Linked DNA regions of Homo sapiens: region 2 is linked to region 1. Evidence: chromatin contacts called from ENCODE Hi-C or POLR2A ChIA-PET data. All regions are on one chromosome and are shown on one strand. The core of a region is the stretch at or near the end of the contact, and the rest is flanking DNA. Distances in the headings are between cores, read along the strand shown. Region 1 holds the start of ZNF765-ZNF761 (ZNF765-ZNF761 readthrough). Region 2 holds the start of ZNF274 (zinc finger protein 274).

Region 1 (3,287 bases), core at 491-2,990:
CACTGGTCTTGAATGGAAAATGTGTTGATTCTCCTAAAACTTCTCTGTCTTTCCCTGTGTGTGAAACCTTAACGTCTCTACTTGGGAACGTTGATCCCATTCATTAGGAGTTGATGTTTGCCGGTGGCTATCCTCATGCTTTGTGTTCAGATAAACTCTATACTTAATCATAAATTCTAAATGTTATTATTTACTGCTGACATCAGTTTCTGTCACATTGTAGGAGCCTCACCAGAGAGGGCACCTGTAGCCATGTTGTAAAACTCACACTTGTCAAAAAGACATGGGTTAGTGTTTCTCCCCCTCCCTCTGCATGAAGCTAATTAGCTGACACAGATGGTCACCTCCATTACCAACTAGAGCCAGGATGAACTATGTGTGACCAAGGGTGTTGTCAAGTCCTTTTCCCTGAGGACTGATTAGTGTTTATCTTGAAAACATGTACTTAATGGGTTGTATAGAACTGTGAAGTGTCTTTCTCTTTTTTCAACCTCTTAGCTCTTTGCCTCTATTTCCCATCACATTCTGGTCTAAGGCTTACTTATTAATAAAATGGTGTTTATTTCTTTCTCTATTATCGTCATGGAGATGTTTTGTCATTTGGGGGAAGATTTTTTTGTTTCGTTTTCAATTGTATTTTCTTAACAATTAGAAAGTGAAGTAAAAAGTATTTGGCCAGGCGCGGTGGCTCCCGCCTGTGATCCCAGCACTTTGAGGAGGCCCAGGCAGGTGGATCCCTTAAAGTCAAGAGTTTGAGACCACACTGGCCAACATGGTGAAACTCGTCTACAAAAATACAAAAATTAGCCGGGCATGGTGGCACGCGCCTGTAATTGCAGATACTCTGGAGGCTGAGGCAGGGGAATCGCTGAAACCCAGGAGGCAGAGGCTGCAGTGAGCCGAGATCCCATCACGGCACTCTAGCCTGGGCGACAGAGAAATACTCTGTCTCAAAACAAAAGAAATAAGTAAATAAATAAAGGAATAAATCTCTTCCAAAAATGTGCTGAGGCAACTAACTGGATATCCACATGGAAAAGAATACTGTTAGATCCCTATCTCACACAATCAAACTCTTATTTTAAAACGTTTAAAAAAAAAGGAAAAAAAAGAGAGAGTGACGAGGAAGGGAGCCCTGCGGGAGGGGGTGTTACATTGTCGCCCAGGCTGGCCTGGACCCCCAGGCTCAGCAATCCTCCCGCCGCTGCTTCCTGAGTAGCTGGGACCTCAGTCTCCCGCGCCCGCGCCCACATCCCTGCTGTGTTTATCCAGAAGGTGGTGACCTCACTCCTCGCTGGCCTGAGCATTCCGTCCCACATCCCAGGCGGTGGCCCTAGGGAAGTCTCTGCAGCTGAGCACAGGGTGGACTCTCCCTCCCAAGTGAATGGAGACTGGAAAGGGAGAGGATTTCTATTCTGTTTTGTGGGCTGTCAGCATGAAATCGTACGTTCCATCCAGGCAGGGCTTTGCATTTTACATTCCAGTTTGCATCCCCGTTCCAGACAATTCCAGGGCTTTTGAATCATGCCTCAGCCTTCCTGGCCGGTCTCGCCTCCAAAACCCGAAAACTGAGGCCCTGGGAGCCAGGCTGAGAGACTCACAGGTCCCGCCACAGCCCCGCCCTCTGTCGGTTCTAAAGGGTAAAGTCTCTCTGCCCCGCCCCTACCTCGCCCAAGCCCGCCCACCTCCTCGCGGGTCCCGCCCAGGCCTGGCTTCTTTCCTGCGCGCGCAGCTTCGCGCAGACCCGGAAGCGGACGGCGTGGAGTGACTATCCCACCGCCGCGGGTGAGTTTCGCTCTGTTTTGTATTAAGTCTGTGCTTCCCAGGTCCCTGGCGCTTCTGTACCTGGGGCGTGGGGTCTCCACTAACCTGGAAATTCTCAGCCGTCTTCCTTCACCCAGAGCAAGTTGAGACGACCCCGTGAGAGTCCGGGGGTCGCTTCCTTTTGGGTTTAAGGTCCCCCTGAGGCTGGTCCCGTCCCGGGTGTTTCTGCTATAGGGCAATGTATACACTTTCTATCACGTAGTTTTCCTGCTCTGAAACTTTTTCTGACTCCTCCCGTCCCGCGCTTTTTAAAGTCCTCACCCGAGAGGTGAATTCCCTCCCTGAGCGCCTCCCAGTCTCGCCCTCGTTGGCAGCTGGACGCAGCGCGGCGGCCCCAGCCCCAAGGAGGCCGCGTCCTCTGTCTGGTCCTGGGATCCTGCAGACCCCACCCTTGTCTTAAGGCGCCGTGGCGCCGCCGCCTCCCTCCTTTTGCGGGCCCTACTGCTCCCCAGGTTCGCCTCCACAGTCACTGCTTTCCCTGAGCCCGAGTTAGGGAGGTGCCCGGGGCCTGTCCTGTGACACGGGGTGTTCTTGCCTGCCCAGCTCCAGCCCCTGGAAAATGCGCTCCCCCGGGATGCAGGCGTTTTGCTCCAAACCCTCCTGTGTCTTATCCAAAGCCTCCGGTGCTTGTGTAGGCTAAAGGGATCAGGAGACAGACGTAGAGCAGTAGAAAACCTGAGACAGAAAAGAAGAATAAAAAAGACTCATAACAGATGGCAAAGTAGAGGATGGGTGAGGGATTTGCCAGACACAGCAAATGTGGGGGAAAAAAAAAAAAAGGAGGAGAAAAGCAACTGGAGAAATGTAGAGAAAAGGTAGATGTACAGAGAGATGAAGGACAGAGAGCAAGGTAGGGAGAGGGACAGCAAAGAGGGAGGCTCATCAGAGTGAGGGAGAGGAGGAGGGATTTGGAGCCAGGGCAGACAGAGCAGAGTGGTGCTGGTGGCAAGGAGAACAGAGGGAGAAGCACAGCAGGGAGGACACCTGGGGATCTGGGGTGCTAGAGAGTGGGGATGAGGGTATAACAGGGAAGAGAGAATGTAACAGGGAGAGCAGAGGAGGCGCAGAGATGGTGTTGCGGGAAACTAAGTACTAGAGAGACCGGTATGCGGGAGACAGAACGATGTTTATTTAAGGTACGCACCGGCTCAGTGGATTTACATCTAAAAAGCTGAGCATTTCAACAAAGACAGAGTGGGGTTTTTATAAGCAGGCTTACAGAAGCAAAATAAAAGCAGTTAATCATGTAATGATTGGTCACATAATCTATAGCATAGCATAACTTGTGGCCTTGCATAGCTGGTGGTCTTGTAGCTGCATTGAAAGAAAAACAAGAACAGCTAAATACAGACTTTTTTTTTCTTCACTCTTGTTCTAAAGTGGGGTTTTCTGGAGCTCATTCCTTTGGCTTCAGCTGCACAAAAAGCGTTATCTTATAACTGTCCTTGAAGTGAGCTTGCTAG
Region 2 (3,327 bases), core at 162-2,661, 4.8 Mb after region 1:
GTCTCAAGAAAAAAAAAAAGAAAGAAAAAAAAGAATTTCCAAGGGGGTTTGCTTCCTTGTGATTATGAAGGGCTAGACGTATCCTATTCAAATCCAGAACAAAACAAGACTATTAGTAAACATGACTACTTAACATAGCTCTGTCATACTAGCTAGGACTATACAATGTTAATTTTTTAAAGTTGAAATATGGAAAAAGAAGATATCAAATTACTTATTAATTGGGGATGGTGTTGTATCTATAATAGACACGAAAAATCCAATGAAATATTATTAGACTATAAGATATCTGCACAGTCTCTGAGTAAATACTCCTATGCCAAAATCAACACACTAACAGCAACAATTAAACAATGTGTAGCCTGAGGTTGGATCCTCCACAGTGACCAAAAAAACCAACAACCCGTGGAACAAGTTTAGCAGGCAGTGTACACGACCACCAGAGGGAGGCAGAGGGCTGCTGAGACCTGCCAGGAAATATCAAGAAAGAGGACACAGGGTCCTGAGCACTGAGAGAGATCATTAGGGCCCTCAGGTCCCAAGAAGACAAGACCATACTGGGACCTGGGACCTAAGGAAGATAAGAAAACACCAGATGTCGGTCCTTGAGGAAGCCAAGAGAATACCTCCTTGTCCTGAGCTCCCAAGGAAGATGAGAGCACCCTGGGCCCAAGGATGGGTGGCACACACCAGGTCCTGGACAGCTACAGACTTAGGTTTCCTCTCCCTAGACATGAGCACCTCAGCTTCCAGGAGCAAACTGGACCACAGGGGGACACTAGGCAGAGGATCCTGCTCCTCCTCCCCAATGCCTGGGGTACAGTTAGCCCTGATCATCTCTCCAGAACTAGGGTAGACGTTTGGCCTCATTCCCATCACACTTGTGGTCCACCTAGTCTTCCCTCCTTCCCCTTGCACACCCCTGACCTTCCTACTCCCTTCCTCTAATCCCCAGAACTAGGGTGGACGTTTGGCCACGTTCCCATCACACTTCCGGTCCTCCGAGTTTCCCTCCCCTCCCTGACCTTGAGTGGACACTTGGCCCTGTCCACCCTCACTTTCAGGCAGGACCCATCTCCCAGAAACATAAGTGCCGTCAGTCCCAACTCCTGCACACTTCCGGCTCTCCCAGTCCTCCCCTTCTTTCTCGACTTTGAAACTGGTGGAACTTCAGTACCTCTCCCCACTCCCCCCGCGACTTCCGTCTTCCAGTCCCCCTCCTTCCCCAAAAGTTGCGTGGACTCTAGCCCCGCCTCCTACATTCTCCCCGCCCTCCCTGTCCCCGCCCCTCCACCCAGATGGACGGCCAGTTAGGCCCGCCCCCTGCACTTCCGGCCCTACCCGCCCTTCCTCTTCCCAAGGGACGTCATAATTAATCCCGCCCCCACCGCCACCCAACCAAGCATCACCCATTCCAGCACTTCCGGCCTGACCCCTGTCCAGCGCCTTTCCTTTCTCCAGCTTCTGCTCTGCCCCAAGAGTGGTCGCCTTCGTGGCAGGGCACGACTCTCTCCCAGCTCGGGTCGCCGCCCACATTAGTGTGGGGCCCTGCGGCCTAGCGTCCCTCACCAGAGGCCTCCCCTTGCCTAGCTGGACCGCCGAGGGACATCGACGAGTATCCTCCTCCTGCTGTCCCCGGCTTCGCCTGCCGCCCCTAACCGGCCAGTCAAGATGGCCGCCGCTGGGTGAGGCAAGCTGGCGCGCCGCGGGGGCGTCTGGGAGTTGTAGTTCGGGACGGCGGGCTGACGCACTTCGCCGCCGGCCGACGGGCGCCATTGTGCGGCGCGCGCCGGGTGAGTGCCGCGCGAAACCTGCGTCCGTCGGGGGCTGCGCTGGGCGGGTCCAGAACCGTTAGTTGGGGGCGAGCGCGGCCTCTGCATTTTCCGCCGAGCTCGGGTACCCTGAGCCGGCCGTGCCTGCAGTCCTCCCGCCGCTCTGTGGGATGGGGTCGGTGACCCGGAACCCCGAGGGGAGACAGTGCTTTCGGGGCGCCGCGGTGGAGAGAACAGATCGCCTCCGGAAGCGTGGGGTCTGGGCCAGGGAGGCGATCCCCTCCGATGCGCGGGACAGAGGAGGCTCGGTGTCCTCTCGGGGAGGGGAAAACTGGTCCTATCCAGTCCTGTGGGAGTCCTATGACTCACTCTGGGCGTTTTCCAGTTTGGGTGGACTTGTCATTTCCCGCTGAGGGAGCCGTTCCTGGGCGGAGGCTGCGGTAGCTCCCCAGCGGACACCTTAAGCCTCTCCCTCCCCTCCCAACTTCGGTTTCCTCAGGACTCTGCCCACTTCCACCAGAGACACATTGAGAAGGAGGAAACTATGGCCTCCAGGCTTCCGACGGCCTGGTCCTGTGTGAGTAGAGGCTTCCTTCAGCTTTTGAGTCCGCTACTGCACCTGGGAGGATGCGGATGGTGGTGAGATACCACCTTCCCTGAGATACCCCCATCCTCCAGAGCACCTCGGGGAGGGGGTAGAGATTGGTTGGGCATGAGAGATCCTGCGTGATGGTGGAACCGCAGGTTGCTTGGTTTTCCAAGGGTGTAGTTAGAATAGAGACCAGATTGTAGGGGCTTCTGAAGGCCAGGTTAAGGCTCTTGCTTGTATCCTTTATATTGGGAAGAGTAATTGACAGGTCTTTTGTTTGTTTGTTTTTTGTTTTTTGAGATGGAGTCTCCCTCTGTCGCCCAGGCTGGAGTGCAGTGGCGCGATCTTGGCTCACTGCAACCTCCGCCTCCTGGGTTCAAGTGATTCTCCTGCCTCAGCCTCCCCGAGTAGCTGGGACTACAGGCGTGTGCCACCATACCCAGCTAATTTTTTTTTTATTTTTATTTTTTGTGTGTGTTTTTTGTGGAGACGGGGTTTCACCATGTTGGCCAGGCTGGTCTGGAACTCTTGACCTAAGGTGATCCGACCATCTCGGCCTCCCAAAGGTCTATGCAGGGATCAGGCTTATGTTTAGATTTCAGCAGATAAATTGGCATCAAGCAAGAGGTGACAGCAGCAGAGTTCAATAACAAGTAGAAAAGACAGGTGAGGATGGATCCCTGACAGGTGAAGGAGATAGAAAGAAGCATCAGGGCCCTGGGTAGGGGCTGACGGCTTGGGTGTGATGGTGCAGCTCAGAGAATTCCCTAGGAGGCATACGCACCACTCCCAAAGTCAGAATTTTCAAATGAATAAGAAATAGGGGGCCGGGCGCGGTGGCTCACGTCTGTAATCCCAGCACTTTGGGAGGCCGAGGCAGGTGGATCACGAGGTCAGGAGATTGAGACCATCCTGGCTAACATAGTGAAACCCCGTCTCTACTTAAAAAAATACAAAAAATTAGCC

The links. Hi-C counts contacts between places; a loop is a spot of excess contacts on that map. ChIA-PET counts read pairs that join two places held with the same protein, here RNA polymerase II (POLR2A). Pooled maps may share reads with other maps.
Region 2: a pooled map shows a loop between it and region 1 (6-fold over the local background). The contact joins the promoter of ZNF274 here to the promoter of ZNF765-ZNF761 in region 1. A Hi-C loop is called at or near these places in 1 of 50 pooled maps. POLR2A ChIA-PET finds 5 or more read pairs at or near these places in 2 of 52 experiments (A549 and CD8-positive, alpha-beta memory T cell).

Annotation. Positions count from the first base shown.
Region 1 is chr19:53,393,409-53,396,695 of GRCh38, forward strand. ZNF765-ZNF761 (ZNF765-ZNF761 readthrough) reads left to right here and starts at 1,741. Exons shown (of 13, transcript NM_001350496.2): 1 at 1,741-1,785. It overlaps ZNF765 (zinc finger protein 765), which reads left to right and starts at 1,741. Exons shown (of 4, transcript NM_001040185.3): 1 at 1,741-1,785. RefSeq lists a silencer at 1,611-1,810.
Region 2 is chr19:58,181,650-58,184,976 of GRCh38, forward strand. ZNF274 (zinc finger protein 274) reads left to right here and starts at 1,412. Exons shown (of 8, transcript NM_133502.3): 1 at 1,412-1,793; 2 at 2,272-2,349. The coding sequence starts at 2,317. RefSeq lists enhancers at 1,023-1,736, 1,405-1,824, 1,737-2,448, 2,075-2,264.